Linked DNA regions of Mus musculus: regions 1 and 2 are each linked to region 3. Evidence: chromatin loops called from intact Hi-C (ENCODE). Cell type or tissue: gastrocnemius. All regions are shown on one strand.

Region 1 (4,000 bases), 110 kb after region 3:
ATCATTGCCTGGCAGAATTTCATAAACAGGATCGATTGAGGAAATGTCATAGCTGTTCTAGGGAGCTTAATATAAGTTAGAAAACTTCATAAGTGTAAAGTGGATAGTAAACTTTAAGAGTGAAGAAACATTTAGAAGTTAATTTTCATGGGTGAAGTCATAGCAGTGGGGTCTTGTGGAAAGATATTTAGTTAAGTTGTGCACTGATAACAATTTATGAGACAGTTAAGTCCTCATTACAACCAAAAATCCTGTTAGGGAAGAAATTCACTCTAAAACCAATATAGACAAATTGCCTAGTTCATTTTAAGTTCTGCAAAGGAATTAGACAAATGTTTCAAAGGTGTCTAATTTGAGCAGAAATGAAAAACAATCTATTAAAGGTACACTATCTTGGTTAACAAGTTCAGAAACTTAGAAGCAAAGCAATACAAAATGCAAGACAAATGACTAACCAGTTTAAATCACTTAGATTCACACTAGGCATTTTACGGTGCATGAAGATTAACATACACTTAATCCAAACGGTTTCTATTTCATTATTAGCCCCAGTCTATTTCAGTAAGGGAAGGCTATTTTGCAAATCTCGGTATCAAACCCTACACGTTTGGTAAACATTATTACTGGGTTACAGCCCTTTGGTCCTGTGATTTGTTTGAGAGTGTGTATTTGCTGTGTCCAGACTACTGATCCCTGTTGGGATTTACCGTGCTCTTTGTGGAGTTAACAGTGTAAAATTACAAAAGTGAATGTTAAGTGTGTACCTTGAAACTTCACATGAGTATATAAAGAATATATATATATAAAGAATTTGGTGACAGATGCACACTTCATGAGTGGAAATGTTACTGTCATCTAAAGATACTGCTAGTGTGTATTTAATGTTCTTTGGTACACGTTGTATTAAAGTTGGTTCTGAAGAAATTAGGAATACATGTAAATTTAAGGACAAAGACCTGAATTTCTAACAGCTGTAATGGGAAGAAAGGATGGTACATCCTGTAAAGGAAATGAGCCACTAAGGATCACCCACCTTTTCAGAATATTGAAAATATTAATGAAGCTGCACATACACTTGAGAAAACAAGGAGTTCTGTTTCCCTGTCTAGGGGAGAGAGGTGGCTTGATGGAAACTGCCAGTGTCAGAATAGCATGAAATTCTGTTTTCGCTAAGAAGCGATCCCGAGCAGGATCTTGCTTGTCTCAGCGATGTGATTATGCTGTAGTTGAAACTAGAATAGCTTACGCTCTAAGGGTAATGTTTGTAGGGTAAATTCAAACGCTTTACATGCCTGAGTTTTAGCTCCTACAAAATGCTGAATGAAATTCTAAAAGGGACTATCCAGATTCCAAGCCTGCTGTCGTCACACGCTGGGTTATGGTTAAGATCGCGGGGTGAGGTGACTCCCTCGTTGTTGGTTACGTGGCTAACATGACTTTCTTTCGGAGGTGGATTGCGGGTGGGTGGCGGGCGGGTAGGTTGTCATACGCCCCAGCTTGATCCCCTTTTAAAAAGCGGACTTGAAGGCGTCCTTTCCTCCTCTCCCTTAGGTGTGGCAACGAGAATCCGAGAGGTTGAGGCGGCAGGGTCCGCTGTATGGACTACATTTCCCAGAGGGCTCCAGGAGCCGCACGCGGCTGCTGTGCAATTAGCTTTCCCACACTCTTCTGCCAGTCTGCATTCTAGGTTTCCCTGGACTTCCGGATAAGGAAAGTGGGTGGCCGCGCCAGAACGTCAGTCCGAGCGCTCCCCAGTCCTCCCGCGGGATGGTGGCGGCGGCCTTGGGGCGGCCTTGCGTGTGGTTGGGGCGTTGGTTGCGCACGCGCGGCGAGGGTTGCGGGGCGGGGCCTTGTGCGGCTGAGTCTAGCTGTGAAGCTGGGTGGTGGGTGGCAATGTGGCTCCGCCGCCGGGGTTTGGGGGTGCCCTCCGCCTCTGCCTCTGAGGGCGGCACGTCCTCCCCTGCGTGGACTGAGATGGGGTCTTGGGTGCGGACGATCTGCGGGAGGCTGAAGCAGCGGCTGCGGCTGGACGTGGGGCGCGAGATTTGCCGTCAGTATCCGCTGTTCTGCTTTCTGCTGCTCTGCCTCAGCGTCGCCTCGCTGCTCCTCAACAGGTACCTGCTGTTGGCCCCGCGGCGGCCGCTCGAGAGCCCGCAGGCTGCTGGGCGGCGGGCAGGAGCGCACTCTGCACCGCGGTCTCGGGAAGGGCGGCCCAGGTTGCTCCCGGATATGCGGACGGGTGCGGGCCCGGGACCACGCAGCCTTCGTGGTTACCTGGCTCTCAACCTCTCCTTTTTGACCATTTCTCAATGACGAGCCTTTATCGTCTGTTTTACAATTACAATCTGTAATGCCACCTCAGTTCAGTAAAGGTGATCGGAGGGAGGTGGCTTCAAGGTTCTGTCGCAGCCTCTCCTCTTGGGGAAGCCTTCTCTCGCAACAGTACGCCCTCACACCGGCACACACCTTTGCAACCACAATTTCGTCTCTTTAAAATACTGGTTTTTGACCCAAAGTCAGAAAGCAGTGTAGTACCCATCGCAACTCTACAATATTCTGGTTTTTCTTTTTTTTCAAGATCTGTAGTTAAATTGACATTTTGAGGTCAGAAGTCTCCGCCCCTGAAGCTTGTTGTGTTTTATATTTCCAGAAGTAGTATGGGTGCAGTGATAGTAGAAAAGATGTGTACTTAAAAACATCGTCACATTCTTTTCTCTGTTTTGAACAAGCAGTCGCCTTTTATTTTGAAGTAATTCATTTGCAAGAATAACAGTGAGAAACATACACAAGAGATTTGACTTAGTAGTTTCACTAAGGCTATTTCCTGTGATTCTGACAACAGTTTTGTTGTTTTCCTTCATTTCTCGCTCTCTCTCTCTCTCTCTCTCTCTCTCTCTCGTTTCTGCCATCTTGGTGGCTTTGTAGAATTGGGGCTTAAGCGATAGATTAACAGATAGTAATTACTATGAATTACTGTCTTACAGAAAAAGTGCCCGGCTTGTGATGATGAGGTGCTTGATTGTAGGGCTGTGGGAGAAGTGAGTTCCTTTAACAGCAGACATTACTAGTTACTTAATACAGTTCTGTCCTCTGAAAGGTGTTTCAAGCTGGACTAGCAAAGCCGAGCAAAATGTAAACTATAGGATGTGAGTTTTGTCCTCAACTTTCTTCGATGGAAACTGACTAAAGTATAATTCTTCTCTAAGGTGCATCAGCCATGTGTTGGGGACAGATTGAACTAGCAATTCTGAGGTCACCAAAGTAGGAAGTCATAGAATGTAATGTGATATGTGATCTGTACTATGAATTGGTATTATGCAAAGAAGGGAGAAAATACACATACATTTTTATCTCTGAATGGTCATATTTGTGAGCAAAATTATTTTTGCATACTTCCCCCCGATTTGTTCCTATTGAATCAACTAAAGTGACATTAAACATCACAGTACTGTCCCTTTTATTTTATTATTTTATGTCTATGGGTGGTTTTTAAAGTTATTTATTTTATGTGTATGAGTACACTGTAGCTGTCTTCAGATACACTATTACAGATGGCTGTGAGGCATCATGTGGGTGCTGGGATTTGGAACCAAGGACCTCTGGAAGAGAAGTCAGTGGTCTTAATTGCTGAGCTATCTCTCCAGCCCCGTCCATGGGTGTTTTATCTGCAGGTGTATCGGCACCACGCCCATCCAGTGCTGATGGTGGCCAGAAGATGGTCTTGGTTCCCCAGGAAATGGAATTAGAGACATCAGTGAGCGGCCATGTGGGTGCTAGGAATGGACTCCTCATCCTCTAGAAGGGCAGTCCTGCCCCCCCCCCCTTGTTGAGCTCTCTCTCCAGCGCCCCCACAGTGTTTTCTTTGAATAAGTGGTTAGCGAGCCTTTCAGGAAAAGAATTAGGGAAGGTGCAGAGCAGGATGAGTAATGAGCTTTTTATGACACATGTACTTCTCTTTAAGATGTGTACTGCTGTGATGTGTGTATGTGTGTGAGAGAGA
Region 2 (4,000 bases), 69 kb after region 3:
AACCAAAAAAAAAAAAAAAAGGGGGGGGGGATTGTAATCTCTATTGCAATTGTGTCAGTGTGATTGGAAAATTTACTAAGAATTTCTGAAAAGAGTTAGTTGGTGCTTAGATTTGAACTTGGGGCCTTAATGCTATTAACCACTGAGCCATTTCTCTAGCCCTTCATAGTGTTATTATACCTTTAAGGAATAAAATTTGAGTGCTAATAAAAAAGCTATTTAGATCATACAGCTTTTTGTGAAACTTTGATTCAAAGTTTATGAATACTTTTTAAATTGATACATTTGCATCAATCAGTTTATTGGGGGGGGAATAGGTTACATTAAGCAAACACCCTATATATAGTCCCTCCCACAATTTCATATATAATTCACTTTGAGTAAAACAGATTACATTATGGGGGATTGAGGTGACTCAGTCTCCAATCTCTTAACAACATTTTGATAAGTTTCGTGATATGGTCTTTTTACTTTGTCAGCTCATACAATAGTTTTGTTACTTAGAGAACTTTCATAGTTGATAGATTAGAGAACGGGTATTTTGTGCTTAAATGGCTAGACAGGTTACATATGTTTTTTTTGTCACTTGTATCTGTAATGATGTAATAACAAGTTGAGGGAGATAAATCTAGACTTATGGTTGTAGTTTCTCTTTTTTTTGGTTTTTTTCGAGACAGGGTTTCTTTATGTAGCCCTGCCTGTCCTGGAACTCACTCTGTAGACCAGGCTGGCTTCGAACTCTGCCTCTCAAGTGCTGGGATTAAAGGTCTGCGTGCGCCACCACTGCCCAGCTTATGGTTGTAGTTTCTTATTGCTTTTCAAAATCATTGTGGCTATTTTCTTCTTAATGAAGCATGTTTGTGACACATAACACTTTTGACAGAAAGTAATAGAAAAGCTTTTCATATAGCCTCCCAAGTTTATAGACAACGATTTAAGGCATGGAGCAGTATCTTTGGAGGTGACAAAATGCCCATAAATGGTATTGTGTATCTTGGGGTGGGGTATAAGAAATCCAGAGTTGGGTAGTAGTCAAATTGTTGCAGTTTTAATGAGGTATTCCTTTTTGTTTTTTTCCTTGTGTGTGTGTGTGTGTGTGTGTGTTTTGTTTTGAGACAGAATTTCTTTCTCAATGTAGTCCTGGCTGTAACTCTGGAACTGGAACTCTGTCTCTGTAGACCAGGCGGGTCTCAAACTCTCAGAGATCCACTGGGCTCTGCCTCCTGAGTACTGGGATTAAAGCCATGCTTGCTTTTAATGAGGTTTTTCTTAGCAGAGTGGATATACATCTTGCAGGTTGCTGATGGATTGATTTTAATTTTTATTGCTCAGTAATTAACTGGCCAATAAAAACTGATATTCACAGGAATCTGAAATGTTGATGATATACATAAAAGGGAGAATTCTAAAACAGATCTTATAAATTTGTATGGAGGAATGTTGCTAAGATAATGAAATATTTGAACGGGATTGACTTAAATAATAACTGTATTTTGTGAATGAAGCATTAATAACATTTTGAACTTTTCAAGGCACTTTTGGAAAGAACAGGCTACACACTTGATGTGACTACAGGTCAGAGGAAGTATGGAGGACCACCTCCAGATTCCGTTTATTCAGGTCAGCAGCCTTCTGTTGGCACTGAGGTAAAGAAACTTAAACTTGTACCATTTGTAGTTAAAAAAAAAAAAACCCACAGCTATCTAGTTTCCTAAAGAATTCTTCATGATTGTGAATTCATATTTATTTTCCAGATATTTGTGGGGAAGATCCCCAGAGATCTGTTTGAGGATGAGCTTGTTCCATTATTTGAGAAAGCTGGACCTATATGGGATCTTCGTTTAATGATGGATCCGCTCACTGGTCTCAACAGAGGTTATGCGTTTGTCACTTTTTGTACAAAAGAAGCAGCACAAGAGGCTGTTAAACTGGTAAGTTGGTTTTTTTTTTCTTCTACCCCCTTTTTTCCCCCCTATGCTTAATGTCAGGTTTTTCTTACGTATTTTATCTGGTGGTTTTTTTTTTGAGGTGCCTTTTTATTTTCCTATGTATATATCATAGAAATATTTTATAATATTCAGAATCTATAAGATGGTGGTACAAAATTTCTAGTTAATGCATCTGGCTTTGGGAAGTTCTGTAAATTTAAAGGAATTAAAAATGATGTGGCTTCCAAAGATCCCCCCCCCCCCCACTGGACCACATTTTTCATTCAGCAGAAATTAACAAAAACACCCTTATACTTTTGAATACATAAGTAGATAAACAAATAGGACACCTATTAGAAACATTGGCTGCTCTTCCCAAGGCCTCAGGTTCAACTCTTTTGAGTACCCACAGGGCAAGTCAAAACCGTCTGTAACCCATCTTTGGGAATTTGATGCCCTCTTCTGGAGGTACCAGGCATGCATGTGGTGTACAAATATGTGAGCCAAACACTCATATACTTAAAATAAAAAGCTAGTACAATTAAAAAAAAAACCACAGAAGACACCAGGATGACATATTTCTAGGTAGGACCATAAAAGATTTTTTATTTTTTGTGAGTGGGGATGTTTGGTTTAGAAACAACCAGATGTTAGAGAACCTAATTTTTATTTCTTAACATTTAAACATCTTCAAAATTAGGTTTATGTAACATTAATTTTCTTGTAATTCTGTGACTCAAAAAGATTGAGCAAGGTAACTAAATTTCTGTACTGAGACATGAGGATTGTCATGATTGAGGCCAGCCTGGTGTGGTGAGAAACCCAATAGGAATACACACAAGTAAACAACACACCCCAAAAGCAACAAGAGTAATTAAAGAAAGAAAAGCTATTAACTTGAGAGCAAGCAAAGGAGTGTGTACATTGGAGGAATTGCATTAAATATTATAAAAAAAGTTTACGTTCCGGGGTTAATTAAAACTTAATTAAATATGTTAACTTTTTTGCTATGTTGCTCTGGCCTACTTGCCCTTGCTTTAGGCCAGGTAACCTCAAACTCCCAGAGTATCTTTCTGCCTCTTCCTCCACAGACCTGGTTGTATCATTTTTGTGGACAACTCACTATCATATTTGTTAAATTTGGCTAATCTGTTTTGTGGAATCTAAACATTTAAGATATTTAGGTTGATTTCTTCTGAAAATTTTTAAAGAGGATAAAACAGGATATTTGAATTAGAAGTTAGTTTTCTGAGGTTTTTGTTTTTGTTTTTGTTTTGGATACTGGCTCATACTATATAGCTCTGGCTGCCCTGGAACTCAGAGATCCACTTGTCTCTGCCTCTGTAGTGCTATGACTAAAGGCAGACACCACTATCCTTCTAATCTTATTTTTGAAATCTGGAATTTTTATAGTCTTTTTTTTTTTTTTTTTTTTTAAGATTTGACAATACCTATATACAAAATATAACCATTGTTAACCCCCACCCCCTTTCCTTTCCCTGCTTTATACCCTTCTTTCTCACTGACTCCCTTCTTCCCACCTAGCATGAGCAGGAGGCTGTTTTCTGGACAAATAAGTACTTATTTTATACCACTAAAGAAAATGACATCCTTCTTCCCTGTAGCTGGTAACTTTCAAATGCACTTCAGGGACGAGTTGGGACCTCCTGAGTCCTCCATCATCCTTGATGGCACAGTCTTGTACATGAGACCTCAGCTCTTCCATATCTGTGATTGCAAAGGATATACCATTTCCAGAAATCCATGCTTCATAACACTCCCCCCAATTTCCAACTCTTGATGGTCTTCTCCCAATTCTATACTGCTCCCCCTAAGCTTTGGAGAGGGCATACTATGTACCATTTAGAACCAAGCAGTCAACAGTCACTTATTCTCAGCAGCTTGACCAGTTAGAAAATCTCCATTAAGCATCTTGCTTTGCTATAAGAAATGTTTGTGGCCAGGCAGTGGTGGTGCACACCTTTAATCCCAACACTTGGGAGGCAGAGGCAGCTGGATTTCTGAGTTGGAGGCCAGCCTGGTCTACAGAGTGAGTTCCAGGATAGCCGGGG
Region 3 (4,000 bases):
GTCCACTATCGAATTACCAAGATTCAGATCAAGTACCTATCTGATAATCGCGATATGAAATTCCTTCACCTTTCTCTCATGTGAACCCCAAGTATCCCAAAGTAGTATAGAACCTGAGAAGGAAGCTTCAGTGTGTTCATCCTAGAATCAGACCAAATATCTCTGTGGGAGACGTGGAGCCTTAGAAAATCGGTGTGATATCTTTTGTAGGGTAGTCACCAGAGAAGACTACTAAACATGGGTTTAAGCCAATAAAAAGTCTTATTATCCAGACTGCAACTACCCTTGATGTTCAGGAGATCAGAGAAGCCCCACAAAATCCATGTCCCAGATTGATATATTTCAGTTCAGAACAATTAGCCAGACGCAGAACTTCAGAAGCCAGAAGGCAAGGTTAGTACATTTAGAGACTTTCCCGTAACTATGGACTTTGATGGATTAGGTTTTTGTTATAGTTTTGGCAGATGGCGCTGTCTACATGCTGAGTTTTACAGCCTGAATAGTATTTTTGTCCAGGAGTCAGCTATGCTAAGGTCTCAGAGCCTACTAAGGTCTGGGGCTCTCTTCTGGCTGTACAGAGCACTGCAGGAAGCTGAACGCTTCGTGTTTCTTAAATCCTATGAACCATTTACATCACTAGTGTATCGTCAAATTGAGCATTCTGGTACAGCACACAGTAATTTTCAAGTTCATTTTGAAATCGAACCAACATGTTGGACTTCCATTGTAATAGGAAGAAACCACAAACTATATGAATTGACAAGAGACAAAAGTTATGTTGTGTGTTGCCAATAATGCTTAGAAATAATTTGAATTTGAAATGAAAAAAATCACTTACTAAAATTGAAATGTGTTTTGTTTTGTTTTTTTGAGTCGGGATTTCTCTGTGTAGTCCTGGCTGTCCTGGAACTCACTCTGTAGACCAGGCTGGCCTCAAACTCAGAAATCCGCCTGCCTCTGCCTCTCGAGTGCTGGGATTAAAGGCGTGCGCCCCCACTGCCTGGCGAGATAATTTTTTTAAATCTTCAAAAATGAACAAATTCAAACTGAATGTGGTGGCGCATGCCTTTAATCCCAGCACTCCAGAGTCAGGAAAAAAAAAAAAGCGTTTGAGGCCAGCCTGGTCAACAGAATAGTGAATTCCAGGACAGCCAGAACGACACAGTAAAATCTGTCTCAAAAAAAAAAGGGGGGGGGGGGGGGAGACATACTCAGGAGTCAAACAAAATCTAAATAAATTTAAACAATCCCTGCCCAGAGTTGATACATTACACATTATTAAGATGAATTTTTCAACATAAACTAAATATCACTATAATCTCAATAAAGTTCCGTGAAAATGTTTCTATTTGTAGAGTGAAAGACATAAAGGCTTCAAACCTACAGGAATCTGCTTGTCTTCTACATTCCAAGTGCTGAGATTAAAGGTATGCACCACCAGGCCTGGCTCTGAATAACTTACTCCTAACAAATAAAATAATGAAGTGTCATTTGGAGGACTGTCTTATACAGAAACTGTACCTGTAGCCTCTATTTGTGCATTCTTTCTTCCTCTTTATCATTTGGCCTGAAGGAAGCCAAATGCCATTTTGCAGATTGGGCTGTAGAGGGCGCCATGGGAATAGTCTTGGAAACTAAGATCCGGCTCAAGTGGAGCTTGAGATGACTGTAGCCCTGAATATGGTGTTAATAAAATGGTAATTAAGTTTTATTTTTATCTTTTTGCCTGAGACAGGGTTTCTCTATATAGCCCTGGATATCCTAGAACTCATTGCATGTATCAAACTGGTTTTACCTCACAGAAATCTGCCAACCTCTGCCTCCTGAGTGTTGGGTTAAAGGTGTGTACCACCGTGCTCTGCAGGAAATTGAACTCTAAGCTAAAGAAGCTCTTGAATAAATCACAAACAGAAATAATAATTTGAATTTTGTATAACCTATAAAAATCCTTTTATAGCCAGGCATAGCTATCAGACCTCTGAGTTCCAGGCCAGCCTGATCTACACAGTGAGTTCCAGAACTACTCAGAGCTGCACAGAGAAATCCTATTTCCAAAACCCTAAATAAATGAACATCCTCTTATGATACTAATAAATTTTCATGAACAGAACTCCCCATGCTGTCCGATAATAACTGTCTATTGAGCTTCTAATTCATTCTGTGGGTCCAAACTGCATCTCTATGATCATTCCTCTGGAATTAATACCCAGAACGGCATTCACTTTATAGAGAATGCTGCAGGGGTGCCCTCTTGTGACAAGCTCCTTGTATACATGTGTCTGTACATAGTTTTCAGGAGCATGGAAAACCATCTGAAATCAAATCAAACATAGAATGTCCTGCATTACTAAACCATTTTGTACCAGAACTTTTAAGGAAAGGAAGGGTCCCAGAGGGCTTGAAGCTATAACGGATGGTATGAATAATTCACACTAATATGGTCCTCCGTAATTATGCTGATGGCTCTAACAACACCAGAGTGAAATGGAGGCTGAACACTGCTTAAATGGGTAGCAAAGGTGCTCCTTTCCTACTCTGAATACAGACGGATTCCCAGGAAGGAGGAAGCCTTCCACCAAGGAAGTCACCTGAGCTGTGCTTCGCTATGTTCCCACGCTGAAGGTCTCACTAGAGGAGGTGTCTGTGTTTCAAAGGTCAATGGGTTCCATTCTAAAGTATTATGTCAATTACACTTATGTTAAACAATTAATAACTGGTGCAAGAGAAAGGGCTTAGTGATTAAGAACACTGGCTTCCCTCACCGAAGACCTGGGGTTCAATTGCCATAATGCATGTGATACAACCAACCATCCTCAACTCCAGTCCCAGGGGACCCAGTGCCATCTTCTTTTTTTTTGTTTGTTTGTTTGTTTGTTTGTTTGTTTTTGTTTTTGAGACAGGGTTTCTCTGTGTAGCCCTCGCTGTCCTGGAACTCACTTTGTAGACCAGGCTGGCCTCGAACTCAGAAATCTGCCTGCCTCTGCCTCCCGAGTGCTGGGATTAAAGGCGTGAGCCACCACGCCCGGCCCCAGTGCCATCTTCTGACTTCTGCAGGCACAACACACATATAGTACACAAATATGCATACACACAAAACAATTACACAATTAAACTAATGAAATAAACATGTCTAAAATCTTAAAGACTCGCAGTAGTAATACATGCCTTTAATCCCAGCACTCGGAAAACAGGGGTAGGCTGATCTCTGAATTTAAGGCCAACCTGGTCTATAGAACAAGACACCCAGGACACCTAGGCTACACAGAGAAACCCAGTTTCAGGAAACAAAAAAAAAAAAAGAAAATTAAATAATTAATAAAAGATAAAAATGTGGATTTAGGTAAAAGAAGAAAAGATATCTGGAAGAAAAAAATTTTGAAACTGAATATGAACAAGAAAGATATGAAATTCTTTCTGCAGGCCCTCAGGGCTTCAGTCCTTTTCCCTCACCCAATACCAAATCAGGTTCCTCTCTAGCCCCCACTGCCCCACCACCCAATCCACTTTCCCTCCCAAGTCTCTCCCTCCCTCCTCACTTGTGATTGCTTTCTTCTCTTTCCCAAGTGGAACTGAGGTATCCTCAGTTGGGCACTTCAGCTTGTTGAGCCTTTTGAATTCTGTGGGACTGTATCTTATGTATTCTGTATGTTGGTTTTGGGGTTTTTTTGTTTTTGTTTTGTTGGCTAATATCCACATATTAGTGAGTACATAGAGTACACACCATGCATGTCCGTCTGAGTCTGGGTTACCTCACACAGGATGATATTTTCTAGTTCCATCCATTTGCCTGCAAAAGTCAGGATGTCCTCATTCTTAATAGCTGAGTAGTGTTCCATTGTGTACATGAGCCACATTTTCTGTATCTATTCTTCTGTCGTGGGACATCTAGGTTGTTTCCAGCTTCTGGCTATCACAAATAAGGCTGCTATGAACATAGTGGAACACGTGCCCTGTAGCATGGTGGGGCATCTTTTTGGGTATATTCCCAAGAGTGGTATTG

Evidence for each region. A loop is a pair of places that touch in the nucleus more often than their neighbours do. Peaks named below come from ENCODE experiments on the same cell type or tissue, not always from the same donor. Only the 100,000 strongest peaks of a DNase experiment are listed, where the experiment ranks them.
Region 1: it touches region 3 in a loop (6-fold over the local background); 6 of 42 quality-filtered maps call a loop at or near these places.
Region 2: it touches region 3 in a loop (3-fold over the local background); 14 of 42 quality-filtered maps call a loop at or near these places.

Annotation. Positions count from the first base shown.
Region 1 is chr9:88,436,782-88,440,781 of GRCm38, reverse strand. Snx14 (sorting nexin 14) reads left to right here and starts at 1,853. Exons shown (of 29, transcript NM_001359958.2): 1 at 1,853-2,114. The coding sequence starts at 1,975. In gastrocnemius, no CTCF peak of the experiment used is centred here; DNase peaks (open chromatin) are centred at 1,790 and 2,107; H3K4me3 peaks cover 2,486 bases; H3K27ac peaks cover 2,210 bases.
Region 2 is chr9:88,474,720-88,478,719 of GRCm38, reverse strand. Syncrip (synaptotagmin binding, cytoplasmic RNA interacting protein) reads left to right here. Exons shown (of 11, transcript NM_019666.2): 5 at 1,533-1,646; 6 at 1,755-1,931. Among named protein-coding and RNA genes, the nearest start is that of Syncrip, 5.7 kb to the left of the region's middle. In gastrocnemius, a CTCF peak has its summit at 2,395 (motif pointing left); a DNase peak (open chromatin) is centred at 2,365.
Region 3 is chr9:88,543,977-88,547,976 of GRCm38, reverse strand. No RefSeq gene overlaps it. Among named protein-coding and RNA genes, the nearest start is that of Zfp949, 2.0 kb to the left of the region's middle. In gastrocnemius, CTCF peaks have their summits at 560 and 1,598 (motif pointing right); DNase peaks (open chromatin) are centred at 529, 1,620 and 2,242; H3K4me3 peaks cover 769 bases; H3K27ac peaks cover 812 bases.